Linked DNA regions of Homo sapiens: region 2 is linked to region 1. A link is a loop called in an ENCODE intact Hi-C map of the cell type or tissue named here. Cell type or tissue: endothelial cell of umbilical vein. All regions are shown on one strand.

Region 1 (8,000 bases):
CTAGAATAATGCCTGACATATAATGAAACAAATGCCTGGTCCTCAGTAAATACTTGATTAATGATGGAAAGTACTGTTACCTCCCATTTTACAGGTGAGGAAACAGGCTCTGAGTGGTTAAGTAGCTTGCTCAGATCACAGCTAGGAAGTGGCAGAACTGGGATACAAACCCAGACACTTCCGCTCTGGAGACACCCACAACCACGACAGTAGGCAGCCCAGGTACACAGCACTGAGTCAGACCAGTCCTGAGGTGGGGACTTGCGTGGTAGGCATAGACCAAGGTATTTAGCCTGCAGGCAGAAGAGGAAGGCCCTGAGAAGGAGGCGGTAGACATTGAAGATTAACGTCAGCTGTGTGGCACTTGTGCTTTAGTGTGATCCTGGCTAACAGTGCTGATATCAGTCTCTCATGAGTGTAATCACACAGAAACCAACAGATATTTCTGAACTCCTTGTGTGTGTAAAGCACTGATGTACGTGTTAAGAAAACTGTCACAAAGTACAAAAGGAGACACTTGGCACTCAAAGAGCTTATAATCTAATTGTGGGAAGCACTAGCACATGAAAAATAACATAGCAAAGTCAGCAGTATTAAGAGTACCATAAAGTGGCACGTGGTTAACACTCAAACCAGGGGCCCTGGGAACCAGTGCGTCACCGGTAAGGAGGGAGCAGTCACTAAAGTCTCAGTAGGCTGGGAAGCTTCGTGTGGTGTGGGGCGGCGGGGAGCAAAGCTTCCTTGGGACTGGCAGAGCCAAGAGGGCTGAGGAGGTCTAGGGGAAGGTGAACTGGGAGGGTGGGAAAGCAGGGAGGAGGAGAGCCCCTTGGCAAAAAGTGCTGTGGGGCAAAATACTGCAAAGATGCTGGGCAGGGATGTGGGGGGGTAAACAGGGCTAGTCAGCTGTAGCCCATCAAAGCCAGGATGGAGAATGTCATATGTAGTTTGTGCATGGATGTCACCTTGAGCTGGGAAGCAACTCAGAGACTTACAGGGAAGGAGAATAGAAAAGGAGTAAGATTGGGAATGCTGCCAGAGATGACATGGAGAAGCACAGGGAAGGCCAGAGAACCAAATGGCTAAGGGCACAGGCTTTAGAGCCAGCCTAACTTCCACCTCTACCTCTGCCACTTCTGAACTGTATGAAAGGTCACGACACTCAACTTTCAGAGACTCATTTCCTCATCTGTAAATGAGAGAAAAAGAAAAAAGTTGTCTCATGGAATGTCTGTGAGGTTAATACAGTGAGATAATATAACATGTAAAATACTTAGCACAGTGCTCAATAAATGGTAGCTTTCAAAAACCATGGAAGTGACCCACTGGGAATGCTGGGCTCTCAGCCCCAAAAACCAGAGAGCAATGCCAGACCATGGTGCCTGCTGCCCCCCGCACTGGGGGTGACCCCCTTCAGCCCCTGCTTTGATGCCCAGTGGCCCATTTCTTCCCTCATACTTAAAAGTGCCTGCTCACATATAAGGCTAAATCAAACTCCTGCAGAAACATGACAGGAAGCTGAAAAGATAACATAAAGCAGAAGCAGGGATTCCTGTTACCAGAACAGTGTTGGTTGAACAGGATGTGGGGGGATCAGGGAAACAGATGGCTGAGAAGCAGATATTGCGGAACCATCCAGGAAGTTATTGCCCTCCCAAGCTCAGGACAGAGGCTAGTTCTATTATTATGACTTTTTTTTTTGAGGGGGTGGTGGTTTAATGTACTGATTGCTTGCCTGCCCCTGAAGGCAGTTTTAGGACTTCAGCAAAATACAAGTTAGCACCTGTTTTTGTAAGTATAGCTAAGATAGTTTTAGTTTGGGGGGTTTTGTTTTGTTCTATCTTCATTTTTTGTTGCATTCCTGAATATCTTGTTCCTAGCTATGGTGGTTGTTTTGACATTGTCAATCAAGAATTCAGTGGGCAATAGCTTAAATGCCTTCAGTATTACCATCTATTGCTTGTTTAAACAGAGTTTTAATTTCTTTTTTTTTTTTTTTTTTTTTTTTTGAGATGGAGTCTAGCTCTGTCGCCGAGGCTAGAATGCAGTGGTGCAACCTTGGCTCACTGCAACCTCCGCCTCCTGGGTTCAAGCGATTCTCCTGCCTCAGCCTCTTGAGTAACTGGGATTACAGGCGCCCACCACCACACACAGCTAATTTTTGTATTTTTAGTAGAGATGGGGTTTCACTGTGTTGGCCAGGCTAGTCTCGAACTCCTGACCTCGTGATCTGCCTGCCTCAACCTCCCAAAGTGCTGGGATTCAAGCGTGAGCCACTGCGCCCAGCCCAGAGTTTTAATTTCTAAAGGATTTTGTGAATTATTCACCAATGAAAGCAAAGCTATAAATTGCAGCATAATTTCAAAATATTGCTTGGGGGATATGATCATGAGAAAACATAAAACTCTATTCTCCTGTCAATTCCTGAGCAAAAATTATCCTACAGTGATAGAATAAACTAGTCACAGTGGGCTTTCTGTGCAGCTAATTTATTTTATGTGCCTACTGTGTGCCAGGTATAGCACTAGATTCTGGGTATACAGTGGTGATTAAGACAGCATAGTCCTCACTCTCTTGGAATTTTCTAGTATAGTTTTCCAACTAGCAGCTGGCCTTTTGCATATCTGGATAGCCTGAATACGTACCTCTTGTTCTTTCAGTAGTAATAATATGTTTGTGAATGTTCCATTCACATTCTTCCCCAGCATCCTTTGTATGTAGAGTGTACTATACACATGGCTGAGGGATCAGGGAAGGTGTGAATCAGATCCTGTAAACCTAGCACAGGCCCTGACCACGGCAGCATTCTTCTAACCTCCTAATCAGTGAGATAAGTGTGGTTGCTACCTAATAAACCACTGTAAAATTACATTAGAACTCCTCATTTATATTTTTTGGCTCAAACATGTTCTCCGTGTGTCTGTTGGTGTATAGCGCATCTCTATACAAATGTACATGGCCCTTTCCCATGTTTTATTTCATTTTCCCTTCAGAAGAAGCCTGTGCAGCAGAATGAATCAGGCAATGGTATCTCACACATGGATGAAAAGTGACTTCCCTCCCCATTCTTCTGGGGAGGGCTGCTTCCCCGCTTTGCGAAGCCCCACCTCTTACAACCTAATCTGCAGCGCCAGCTTTACCAAGTGAGGTTCACTTTATATTCAGCATTTACTGAGTCATCAATCCCCAGGAATCTCAAGATACCAAAAATATGGAGACCCCACAGAGAAAGCTCAAGTTCACTACTGCAAATGCCTCTGTTCTGAAGAGTAAATTCGAGTAAGAAAAGAAACAACTAATCATGTTTATGCTGAGAAATGTTTCTCTTCTTTCTCTCCTTCTTGATCTGCTTATTTCTCATAGTTCCCCGTCTCTGAGCTTCTCCCTGGGGCCTACAAAATGCATCTCGCTGGCATCCTAGGAGAGCACTGAATAAATATAAAGTGATAATGAGGAGGCGGCAGCTCTGGGCCACCTGGGAGGTGATAAGTGCAGCCAAGAGGCCCGGTGGGACCTGAATGCCTGCTCAGACAGCCCAGGGATCTCAGGTGTGATATAATTGTTGCTCAGCTTGTTTCCTTTACCCAATAAACTGTAGCTCTGTGGGGGCAAGTTGTATATTGTGCTCTCCATATAGCCCTAACGCAGTGCCTGGTGCTCCATAAATAGTTATTAAAAGTAGGAAAGAAGGCAGGCAGGCAAGGAGGAAGGAATGTGTGGGGGTGCACCTAAGCTTCTGAGGTTGTACAGAAAATGTGGACAGAAACCTAAAGTCTAGGTAGGAGCGGAGTTTGCACTCCGTCTTTTAAGACAGAATCCCTGGGTTAGTTCAGGTGAAAGCCCCGTGGATTAAACCTGTTTGATGCCTGGTTTGTGGGAGTCAAGGGATGTATGCGCCTCCTCTCCTGGCTGCCACACAGGAGCTGTGTTCAGTCTCACAGGGGCATCATCAGCCTGGGAGCAGCTGTGTGGCTGTAACACCAGTGGATGCCGGTGTAACAGCTGGTACACACACCAGTGGTGACCCCCAGATGGGCCCACAGGGCAGAAACACTAAAGGCCAGGCCTCCTTCTCCATGAGGGCTGCCCAGAGTTCCTTCACAACAGCGACAAAGGCAGAGCCCAAGCCCATTGGAGGTTTTGCAGGTAGTGGACGTGAGTCCTGAAGAGCAGCTTTACCACTCCAGGGACCACCAGGCCCTGCCCGCCTAGAAGTCATAGCAGCCAGTGTAGACTTTAGCTTAGGAATACACTGCATGACCATCTCTGTGGGACCCCTTCGCCCTCAACCATCCTGTGAGATGTGGAAATTGAGGTTCAATAAGGCTGAATAACTTGCCTAAGGTCACACAACCAGTGAAGTGTCAGAGTTCGTACTCAGGGCATCTGGTCCTTTGTCAATCACATCAGCAGAGGCATAGCAGCTGCAATGTTGAGAATACACTTGATCTTAGCCAAAAGGCCAAGAAGTGATGCAATGTTGAGAATAACCAGCAGAGGACAGCCTCCACCAAGAGGCCATTTACTGCCTTTGCAGAGATCAAAGCTAACATACCAGTATTGGGGCATATGTCACCATGTGCTCCCTGCTCCCTGACAAGATACACTGAAAAGGATCCAACATCAATTCTGTGATTTTCCTGTCATAAAAAATTTACCTAAACCTAATCCTGAAATACCAGATAAACTCAAAATCAGGGGCAGTCTGCTAAGCAACTGGCTAGTACCCTTCAAAATTGCTAAGGTCCAAAAAGTCAAAGAAAGGCAGAACTGTTCCAGGTTAAAGGAGGGCCATACAGCTAAATGCAATTAAATGCAATAAATGATTGATCTTTCATTGGATCCTGGGCTGAGAAAAAAGCAATACAAAATGTAAAGGACATTATTGGGACAATTGACGTAATCTGAATTTGAACTGTGGTTTAGATAGTAGTATTGTATCAATGTTAAGTTTCCTAAAGTTGCAATCATAATATGTTTACATAACAGAATGTCTTTGATCCCGAAATATTAAGGGGTAAAGGGGTACAATGTTTCCAACTAGCTTTAAAATAGTCAAGGAAGAACACAGAGATAGTAATAAGGCCACAAAAGAAATGGAGCACAATGAAAGCAATAGGTGAATCTGGGCAAAGGGCACATGGAAGTCCCTTATACTGTACTTACAATTTTTCTGTAACTTTTAAATTATATCCATATTAAAAGTGAATGAGAGAGAGAGAGAAACTGTCCTAGTTTTTCAGAGCTTTGGACTTGTGGTAGCCACACCCGATTTGAGTCAGTGAAAGCTTTCTCATTGAGGGGGTGGGGGCAGTGAGGTGAGGCCTCTTTTTAGTAAAGTGTGGCTTCAGCCCACTGTGGAGCCCTGACCTTTGCCCTGGACTGACCAGAGTGACTGCACACAAAGCTTACCTGATAATAGATTTACCTGACCTATGAGACGGCCTTTGCTTAAACATTTTGAGGGAGTGAATATAATTCACACCTATAGGTGGAGGAAGAACAGTGGACCAAGCTGAAGGCAGAATGGAGCTCTGGGGGCTGGGGACACAGGGAGCATTCCAGGGCCTGTGAAATACAGAGAAGGAGAAAGGAGGGTCATCTGGGGGAGGGATGCAGGGTGGAACCACCACCTACAGCTTTGCTGGGGCAATCCTTCCAAAAGGTAAGACTGCTGGAATCTGAATGAGCAGGGGAAATGTTAACAGTAAAAAGACTGCTATGAGGGGTAGCCATGAAAAAGGACATAGAGTAGAAAAAGCCGATGGAGATGATATAGACAATGATGTGTGTTAGAACCACTTGGAGGACTATTGGAATTCTGATTCTTTTAGGCCTGGGATAGGGGGGTAGAGAATTTACATTTCTAACAAACTACCTGGTGCTGCTGGTCTGGACCACACTGTGAGTTGCAGTGGTGTTGCAGATGATTGTGTCCAGCCCACCCTGGAGGGGTAATGCCTGTGAGGAACATGTGAGAGTCACAATCAAAGAGGTCCAGGGTTGACCCTGTGGTGCCTCTAGCTGGGCAGTAGGGATTAGGGACAGACAGCCTCATGGATGAAATGCCACTTAAACTGGGTTTCAGAGGAGCTGGGGTAGAGGAGGGCCTTCTAAGGAAGCAAAGACCTAGAAAACAGTCCAGTCCAGTTCATCATTTGGGTTTCCCAGGGAAATGGTGGGCAGAAAGGCAGTTGAAGGGCCTGAGTGCCAGGTCAGGAGTTTGGACCATATTTGGCAGGTGGTGCAGAGCCTATGGTGGAGACATGACAGAGAGAGGGCTTTCAAAAGATTGACCTGATAGAGGTATGAAGAGGTATGAAGGGCAGATAGGAGAGGGGGAGACTTGAGGTAGGAAAACTAGACAGGAGGTCCCAGCGGTGGGCTTCCTGGGACGGAAGGGCCTGGGGAAAGGGGATGGTAAGGGTGCGTGGAAAATAAGGGAGTTTAAGCATTCTAGCTAAGTGGGAAGTAGAATTACACAAAGAATCCATTTGTTCTATTAGACTTTTGGCCTTGAGTTACCACCAAAATTGATATGAAGCATTCAAGTCTTCAAAGATGTTTTTTAAAAAAATCAATCCATTAAATGTATTTACAGGACATTTATTACTAAAAATTAAGCACGAGCTTTCATATGAACATCTTCAAAAGTCTCCTAAGCAGCAAGTGGGCAGATGGAGACAATGATGTGCTGGGAAACGTTTACCAACAGGCTGGGAGTCAGGAGAGCCCTGATTTGTAGCGAATGTCAGTTTCCGAGCTATAAAATTCTCTCATAATGGCCGATTTCAAGCTAACAACATGATGTCAACTAGCTTGTAAAATTCCAAAAATATGTCAGTTGGCTCTTGGGAGCCAGTACAAGCTGTTTCTAGCACACTCCAGAATGTAGAACAAATGACAGGAAATGGTTGGAGCCACTGCATAAGTAGTGAGTAAGTTTCTTTTCAGCATTGGTTTCTGAACCCAGAAAGCCAGGATTACCTGTGGAAGAAGCTCACAGGCCAGGTGACTTTGGGCCCCAAGCATTGGAGCATCAGTTAACAACAGTTCTTTCCAAAGAATGGAAAATGGCGGATAGGTTGGATTTGTTCCAAAGCCCCAAAGCCAGGAGGATTATTTTACATAATAGAGAAGCATAAAGGAAAGGGAAGAGTCTTAAAACTAAGAGGAAAGAGACCCGGTGTTTGCACTTATCTCTGTCTCTGATACTTAGCAGCTGTGTGCTTAACTGCTTTGAGCCTCACCCTCTGTCTTTGAAAGCAAGGACAATACTAATAGTATACACAGCTCCATGCAAAGCCTAGAAGGCATTCCATATCAGTCAGACTTCACAACCCTCCCTTTCTTCCCTGCTACAGCATTCACCCCTCTCCACTTAGGTTTATGCTGCCCCAGACCCTGTATCTGTCCCATAGAAACTATCCTCTCACGTCTGAGGGATGTCCCACACCTTCAGGGTAGATCTGGAAGCCGCACTGGCCAGTCTGCTGCAGAGAAGAAGGCAAAGGGAGAGAAGCTGATTGTGTCCCCATCAGCTTTCACGGCTGTGCTTTGGTCCCTCACGAGCTGTACTTCCTGCCCTTGGATTCTAGTCTTTCTTTTTTTCTGATAATTTTTTCTTTTGGCTTAAAATTGGGATTCTGTTACCTGTAACCCAAAGAGCCTGAGACACCCTAATTATCTTCCTTCAAAAATTCTGGTAGAGACAAAAGACACTGGCCTGGGAATCAGATTTGAGTTTTGACCTTGGACAAATGACTTCACCTCTCTGGGTCTTGGTTTCTCATCTGTAAGATGAACCAATGAACCAAATGAATGTAAATGAATTTTAGCACTAGTGTACTGCTCTGTTCTACATATCTTTAGCCTAATGGGAGTATATTAGAGTTAAATGCCCACTCAATTCCACTAGTCAGAAATGAGTTGATTTGAATGACCAGAGAGCTTTGGACAGTATTTGCACAGTACTGATTAACTCCCTAGCCAGTACTATCTGG
Region 2 (8,000 bases), 250 kb after region 1:
GGCAGTAAATATTTGCTGACAGTCCATGCTTTCTCTTTGATGTACAGTAGCAAGTGTCATCCTCATGAACAGTAGTGATTCAAGGAGAACCAATTAGGATGAGACATCTGGCTAAAGTGTGTTGTATAAGAAGGAGACTGCCTCCATCTGGGTCACCAGGTGTGGGCAGTCTAGGATAATCACTGGGAAATGAGACATTTGCAGAGCTTCTATCAGAATCCTTAGAATAGTTTATCTCAGGTCACCTAAAACAGACTGTCCTATTAAAAAGTTCGGATTCCTGGTCCATCTGCCATAGAACTCCCTAATTACCGTTTCTGAAACTGGGCATTTGAATTTATCTGCTGTGCCAGGGATTTTTTAGGATGAGTGTCAAACCTGAATATCTGTATCTGAAGTCAAGCAGGCCTCATAGAGGAAAGTCAGGCTGCCATCTTTATTGCTGAGGATCAGCACTCCCACTTCTGTTCTCCCAAGCCCTGGATGCTTGGAGGACTTGAGTATGAGTTTACAGTCCAGCCAGCAAAACTTTCTAGTAACACCAAAACCGCTGGTCACTCGGCTTGGCTGTTTCATAGCCACAGGTTAGCTCTGAAATCCTGCCAGGTACTCACTGAAATTCCATCATTGCCACTGAAAAACAGCCACAATCACATGTCCCGCAAGTCAGATCATGGCAGGAATAGAATTTACTTGCATTAAAGCAAGGTCACCTTAAAAATAAAAAGTTGAAAACTTAGTGCCTTCATCGGGAATTTGTGGGGGGTCAATTCTAATTATATTTCAGAAGCTTTCAGAATTCTTCAGGTAGACTGGTATTTTGTAGGATTGGTATTTGAAATAAGCAGCCCATAAGTTCTGCCAGATTTTCATGATATACTGATTTCTACTATAACGGGTTATCATTTTTTCATTCAGGTATTTTAATGTGCATTATGTTTATTTCCTGTCACCTAAAACTGCCTAGAATTTTGACAGCAGAGCCAACAGGCCAGGCTGTGGGTAAAGCCTTCCAGCCCAGAGCTTCCCCTGAGACTGGTAAAGGAGATGTTTTGTGGGATCACATGGTTGCCATCCATGACATCAAACTCAGCAGTTAGGGACTTGTCCCCAACCACATTACCATGCTTTGTAGGCGGCTCCCTGCCTTCTAACAGTGTCAGCCTTTCCCTTCTGGAGCACATCAGCAGTGACAGGACACAGTCCTCCAGAGCATACAGTGGCCTAGGAGGAAGTGGCATACCCAGAGAAAGCCCAAAAGGAGGGTCACATTACTTTGCGTGTCACCATCCAACCCAGCCCTTACACTATAGCCACATCTGCCACCTTCTCTTCTCAGCTTCTAGTATCAAGAGAATATGTCCAGGAGATGGGCCTAGCCCAGACCCAGAGGCTTCTTTCAGAAAGGCAATGCCTCAGGGAGTGGGTGTAGGGAGCAGGGGTCTACAGAAGGAAGGGCAGCATGGTGGGCAGCAGGAGGAAGGCGGCCACAGCCTTTTCTTCACAGCACGTCTGCTGGTGCTGAGCCTACTCACCTTCCTTTTGGATACAGGAGCTCTTCAAGGCCAAGTAAATGAATCTCAGCTCTACCACATACCAGCTGGGAAGCCTTGGGCAGTTACCTAATCTCTTCTGTTTTCTCATCTGTAAAAGCCAAAATACCTGTCTTAAAGGGCATTGTGAAGATTAAATGAAATTCTTCAAATATTTGACACAAACTTGGCTCTTATTCCCCAAATACTAATGCCCTTCCTTGTTTCATGTAGAAAACTTAACATAGCCTTGCCGGTTTTAGGGTATGAGTTGGGGACCATTTATCTTAGGACAGTCAGAGTCAGTGGTGTATGCTGCTGCTGACTAAATTGTTCCAAAAGAAAATTGAGGCCCTGAGTTACCTGCAGAAGAAAAGAAATGAGTAGCAGGCATGGTGTCTCATGTTTGTTGTCCCAGCTACTCAGAAGGCTGAGGTGGGAAGATCACTGAGCCTGGGAGGTTGAGGCTACAGTGAGCTGTGATCGCACCACTGCACCCCAGCCTGGGCAACAGAGTGAGACCCCATCTCAAAGAAGAAAAGTCATAAAACTCTTTAAGAGACGAGTTAAACTATAGCTATCCATACAGTGGACTATTATGCAGAAATTTAACAAAATAAGGCTGTTCTATATGTACTTATACTGAATGCTTTTGAGGCAAGGAATGGGTGTGGTTTATGTAGTATATAATATGCATGTATTTATTTTTAAAAGGGGTGTGCGTATAGACAGGAATTTTGGGGAGGTCAATTCCAGTTTTATTTCAAGAGCTTTCAAAATTCTTCAGGTACACTGGAATTTTCTAGGATCAGTATTTAAAATAAGCAACATCAGTTCTGCCGTATTTTCATGATAATGCTGATTTCTATTATAACAAGAGTGTAATTTTTCATTCAGGTGTTTTACTTTGCATCATGTTTATTTCCTCTCATCCAATACTGCCTTGAATTTTGACAGTGGACTGGCCAGCAGGCCAGGCTGTATGTGAAACACACACGCACAAGCAGTTGAAGAGAGTTGCCATCTCTGGGATGCGCTAACAGCAATGCAGATGGGGCGGATGGGGGATTATTTTTTCTTTCTACCCTGCTTTCAGACACTTTGACATTTTTACCATGTGTATCTATCACCTGTTCCAAAATTTAAGCAAAAGGGTAATTTTATTTTATTTATTTTTTTTTTTTTGAGACAGGGTCTCACTCTGTCAACCAGGCTGGAGTGCAGTGGCATGATCTTGGCTCATTGCAACCTCCGCCTCCCAGGTTCAAGCAATTCTCCCGCCTCAACCTCCCGAGTAGCTGGGATTACAGGCACACGCCACCACGCCTGGCTAATTTTTGTATTTGAGTAGAGACAGGGTTTCACCATACTGGCCAGACTGGTCTTGAACTCCTGACCTCAAGTGATCCACCCGCCTCAGCCTCCCAAAGTGCTGGCATTACAGGCGTGAGCTACCACGCCCAGCCACTAAAAGGTAATTTTAAAAAGAACCTTTTCCAAAACACCACCTTTCTTCCAGATCACAAGGTTAGAAAAGACGTGGACTGCTCTGCGGCACCAGTACACCCAAACTGCCATTCTCTATGAGAAACAGCTGAAGCCCTTCAGCAAACTCCTGCATGAAGGCAGAGGTGAGCACGTGGGCAGAGCAAGCATGGGGCTACCCCGCTGGGGAGTGGAGTACAAGTACACAGGGCATGTTATGAGGCCCTGAGTTATCTGCAGCACTGTGGATGGCTCATCAGGGCTTTTATCAGATGACAGCGTTGCTTGTAGAAGGCTGCAGTTGCTGTAACAAGACAAGGGCTATGAGTCACCTCATTCTGTGCTTAACTTTGGAAAACATGTGATATGGAAAACTCTACTCCTTATTCTTCAGAGTCCACATGTGTTCCCCCAAACAATGTATCAGTCCCACTGCTGATGCCGCTTGTGACGTTAATGGAGCGCCAGGCTGTGACTTTTGAAGGAACCGACATGTGGGAAAAAAACGACCAGAGCTGTGAAATCATGCTGAACCATTTGGCAACAGCGCGATTCATGGCCGAGGCTGCAGACAGCTACCGGATGAATGCTGAGAGGATCCTGGCAGGTAAGAGATGGGTTTTGTAAGCTGTTCTCTAACACTGTATCGTAATTGAAATGAAGGAATGGAAGAGCATGGCTGACTTCACTTAGAAAAAGACCAAAAAGGAAGGATTAAAGAATGGAATTCCATTTCCTATATGGCTAGTTATTACTTCCTCTTAATTCCAGAATGACTCAAGTGCCCTGTTTCTCCTTGTGTGTTCTGTTGTTCAATGGTATAGAATAAACAGAGAGAAGGGGTCAAGAAAGAACTGGGGCCGGGCGTGGTGGTTCAAGCCTGTAATCCCAGCACTCTGGGAGGCTGAGGCAGGTAGATCACTTGAAGTCAGGAGTTCAAGACCAGCTTGGCCAACATGATGAAACCCTGTCTCTAATAGAAATACAAAAATTAGCTGGGCGTGATGGTGTGTGCCTGTGATCCCAGCTACTCAGGAGGCTGAGGCAGGAGAATCACTTGAACCCGGGAGGCGGAGGTTGCAGTGAGCCGAGATCGCACCACTGCACTCCAGCCTGGGCGCTGGGCAACAGAACAAGAATTGGCCAACTTGCCTACCACTTATTAATAGTACCTCTAATAGGTGAGATTAGAAAAGGTGATGTGCCAAGATGAGGAGGTGGAGTTTTATCCAGACCTCATTTATCTGCATTCCTGTTCCTTCCCAGTCACACTGGGAAGTGAGCTCCCCTGCTCTTAGCATCAGACACATCCTGGAAAGTGTGGGGCAGTGTTGCGTAAACGGATTTTTCTTACAAGTGCTATGGTGACAGAAAGCAGCCTCCTCAGTCAGCACGGCCGGCATTTATCACACATGTGGCATGCGCGCGGCACCGTGCTAACTGGATGTCCTGAGGAATTTAAGCAGGTACGATAAATGCAGTGTATACTGTGGGAGCACTTAGGGGAAGGGACTGATTTGGTCAGAGATGTTAGGAAAGAGGAAGCACCTGGTGACAGCTTCCCAGAAAACACTGCATTGATTGTTAAAGGACAAAAGCAGTTACCAGCAAGCAGGGCTGGGAATTCCACTCAGATGGCACAACCCAAGCAAAGGCGCTGAGAGACCTTGGGGAAAACTGGGATCCACAAGTACTTGGGTTTAGATTTGTGCAAAGTATGACCTAAGGAATGGCCAACTAGGCTACAGAGGGAGGTGCAGCTGGGAAGCCCTTCCACATAAGACCGTGGCTGAAGAAGAGCCAGTGAAGGGTTTAATCATGGGAGGGTGTCACATGGTCAGATTTCTGTTTTAAAGTAAATTACTCTGGTGTCTGTGTGGAGGAAGGCTGGAAGGCTGAAGGTTTGCTGGCAGAAAGACCATTCAGGAAGGAGGGCTTTGCCAAGGCAGTCATCAAGGATGACTATTTTCCATTACTATATAATTTTTTAAATTCTTCAAGGGCTCACAGTTTGATTCACAAAGTTAAGAACTATGTGGGGGCAGGAGACTCCATTTATTTAATTCTAAAAGGGAGCTGCCTCAGAACCAGATGTGGGACTTAGTCGTTTGCACCATCTGCTGTGGGTATAAGCACCGCATACCTGTTTCATTTTCTTCCTCAAAAAGTTCTCCAGGATTGGCTGTATGTTACTCAAACAATAAAAGCACACAAGTCAACAAGTATCAGAGTGCCTACTTAGACAAAGCCAATGAATACATTACCATGGATGTTGCATAAGCCAATACATCAGGGTGGGTTTTGAGAAAAGTGTGCCATAAGCTGCTCTACAGCTTTAAATCACTTTAAAGGTCACTGATGGAATTTTTCAGTCGATCCTAATATAGATTTCACAGCAAGTACCCATTGCTGTAAGTGACAGTGAACCCAGGAAAGGCAGAGATCTGCTCACCAGCATAGACCAGACCACGTGAATGGGAAGGGGCTCAAAGCATGTATGAATAGGAGTCACCATCTGGGGGCCGGGCGCAGTGGCTCATGCCTGTATTCCCAGCACTTTCGGAGGCTGAGGTAGGCAGATCACCTGAGGTCAGGACTTAGAGGCCAGCCTGGACAACATGGCAAAACCCCGTCTCTGTTAAAAATACAAAAATTAGCCGGGGAATTTTGAGAGGGAATACTTGAGAGGCTGAGGCAGGAGTATCAAGCGATTCTCCTTGATTCTTAATTTCATTGAGCCGAGATTGTGCCACTGCACTCCAGCCTGGTCTCAAAAAAAAAAAAAGTCACCATCTGGCCTTTGGTTGGTTATCCACCAAGGATATTCTGGCATCATCAGGAAGAAAATATTCCTGTTGTCCTTTCTACAACCAAGATCCTGTGATCTAGATGGCAGGTATATTTAATGGCAGAACAAACTATCCCAGCAATAATAAAGGATGAGAACCACATGACTCTTTGGCTAGAGGCTTCTCTCTCTTTAAAAGAGTTGCCTGAACATCTTTGGCCTTAAGCAGACCACATCCTCTCTTAGATGGAATAGAGTTAAGAAATAGGCCCACACATATGGCTGACAGTTGATTTTCAACAAAGGTGCCAAAATAATTCACTGGATAAAGTATAATCCTGCAAATGGTATCTGCTATTGGATATCCATATGCAAAAAAGTGAATCTCGATCCTTACCTCATACCATACACAATAATCCAAAATGGATCATAGACCCAAAATGTAAGAGCTAAAGTATAACCTTCTGTAAGAAAACATAGGAGAAATTCTTTGTGCCCTTAAGCTAAGTAAAGACTTCTTGGCCAGGCACGGTGGCTCACGCCTGTAATCCCAGCATTTTGGGAGGCTGAGGCAGGCGGATCACCTGAGGTCGGGAGTTCAAGACCAGCCTGACCAACGTGGAGAAACCCCGTCTCTACTAAAAATACAAAATTAGCCGGGCGTGGTGGCGCATGCCTGTAATCTCAGCTACTCGGGAGGCTGAGGCAGGAGAATTGCTTGAACCCAGGAGGCAGAGGTTGCACCATTGCACTTCAGCCTGGGCAACAAAAGCAAAACTCCATCTCAAAAAAAAAAAAAAAAAAAAAGAAAGAAAGAAATTCTTAGGACACAAAAAGCATGAACCACAGCAGAAAACATTGAGTACACATATATCTGATAAAGGACTTACATCTAGGCTATACAAAGAACTCTTACAACTCAGTGAGAAGATAAAATTTAAATAGACAAAAATTTGAATAGACACTACATCAGAGAAGGCATACAAATGACAACTACATGAAAAGATGTTCAAAGCATTCATCATTAGGGAAATGTAAATTTAAACCAACCACAATGAGATACCACCACACTATCTAGAATGGCTACAACTAAAAAGAATGATAGGCCAGGCACGGTGGCTAATGTCTGTAATCCCAGCACTTTGGGAGGTCGAGGCGGGTGGATCACCTGAGGTCAAAAGTTCGAGACCAGCCTGGCCAACATGGCAAAACCCCGTCTCTACTGAAAATACAAAAAATTAGCCAGGCGTGGTAGCACACACCTGTAGTCCCAGCTACTTGGGAGGCTGAGGCAGGAGAATTGCTTGAACCCGAGAGGTAGAGGTTGTGGTGAGCCAGGATCGTGCCACTGCACTCCAGCCTGGGCAACACAGCGAGACTCCTTCTCAAAAAAATAAAAATAAAAAATGATAAAACTAAGGGTTGGCAGCATGTGGAAAAACTGGAGTCTTCATATGTTACTGCTGTGAATATAAAATGATACAGCCATTTTGGAATAGAGTTTAATAGTTTCTTTAAAAGTAAACATATACTGATTGTATGACCCAATAATTCCTTTCCTAGAGAAATGAAAACACATGTCCACACAAGATTTGTACACAAGTGTTCACAACCACTTACTCATAGCAGCCAGAAGCAATCCAAATGTCATCAATTGGTGAATGGATAAACAAAAACAATGGCATGTCCATAAAACTGAATATTGATCAGTAAGAATGATTAGCATGCAACATATGGAATAATCTCAAAAACATCATGCTAAGTGAAAGAAGTCACACATTAAAAAGTTCATAGTGGATGATTCCATTTATCCCATATTTCTAGAAAAGGCAAAACAGTAGCAACAGAAAGCAGATCAGTGGTTGACTGAGGTCTGCAGTAGGAACAGGAATTGACTGCAAAGAGGTACTAAGGTGATGGAAGTGTTCTAAGACTGGTGGTAATGGTTTATGTAAAAACTTACCATCATAAATCAAACTCCACAGCCAAAAACAGGTGAATCATATGACATGTAAACTATACATCAGTAAAGTTGGTAAAAACAAGTAACGAACTCCTAGGTACAATGAACCCTCCTTCCCACAGCACTACTTCCCACAGTGGTTTGTACAAACCAATTTCACTCTATTGTTTTTTAATGAGTTTACCTGTTATTTCTTCTCTGAAGGTGCTTAGGTTCTGCAGGGTGGGGCTCT

The links. A loop is a pair of places that touch in the nucleus more often than their neighbours do. Peaks named below come from ENCODE experiments on the same cell type or tissue, not always from the same donor. Only the 100,000 strongest peaks of a DNase experiment are listed, where the experiment ranks them.
Region 2: a loop joins it to region 1, with 3 times the contacts of the local background. A loop is called at or near these places in 2 of 110 quality-filtered maps.

What each region holds. Positions count from the first base shown.
Region 1 is chr1:93,810,677-93,818,676 of GRCh38, reverse strand. It overlaps a transcript of BCAR3 not described here. Among named protein-coding and RNA genes, the nearest start is that of MIR760, 32 kb to the left of the region's middle. RefSeq lists an enhancer at 4,064-4,604. In endothelial cell of umbilical vein, a CTCF peak has its summit at 4,495 (motif pointing right); DNase peaks (open chromatin) are centred at 1,566, 2,756 and 4,496; H3K27ac peaks cover 2,642 bases.
Region 2 is chr1:93,562,903-93,570,902 of GRCh38, reverse strand. BCAR3 (BCAR3 adaptor protein, NSP family member) reads left to right here. Exons shown (of 12, transcript NM_003567.4): 10 at 3,052-3,163; 11 at 3,412-3,624. Among named protein-coding and RNA genes, the nearest start is that of BCAR3-AS1, 25 kb to the left of the region's middle. In endothelial cell of umbilical vein, no CTCF peak of the experiment used is centred here; DNase peaks (open chromatin) are centred at 3,372 and 4,622; H3K27ac peaks cover 1,391 bases.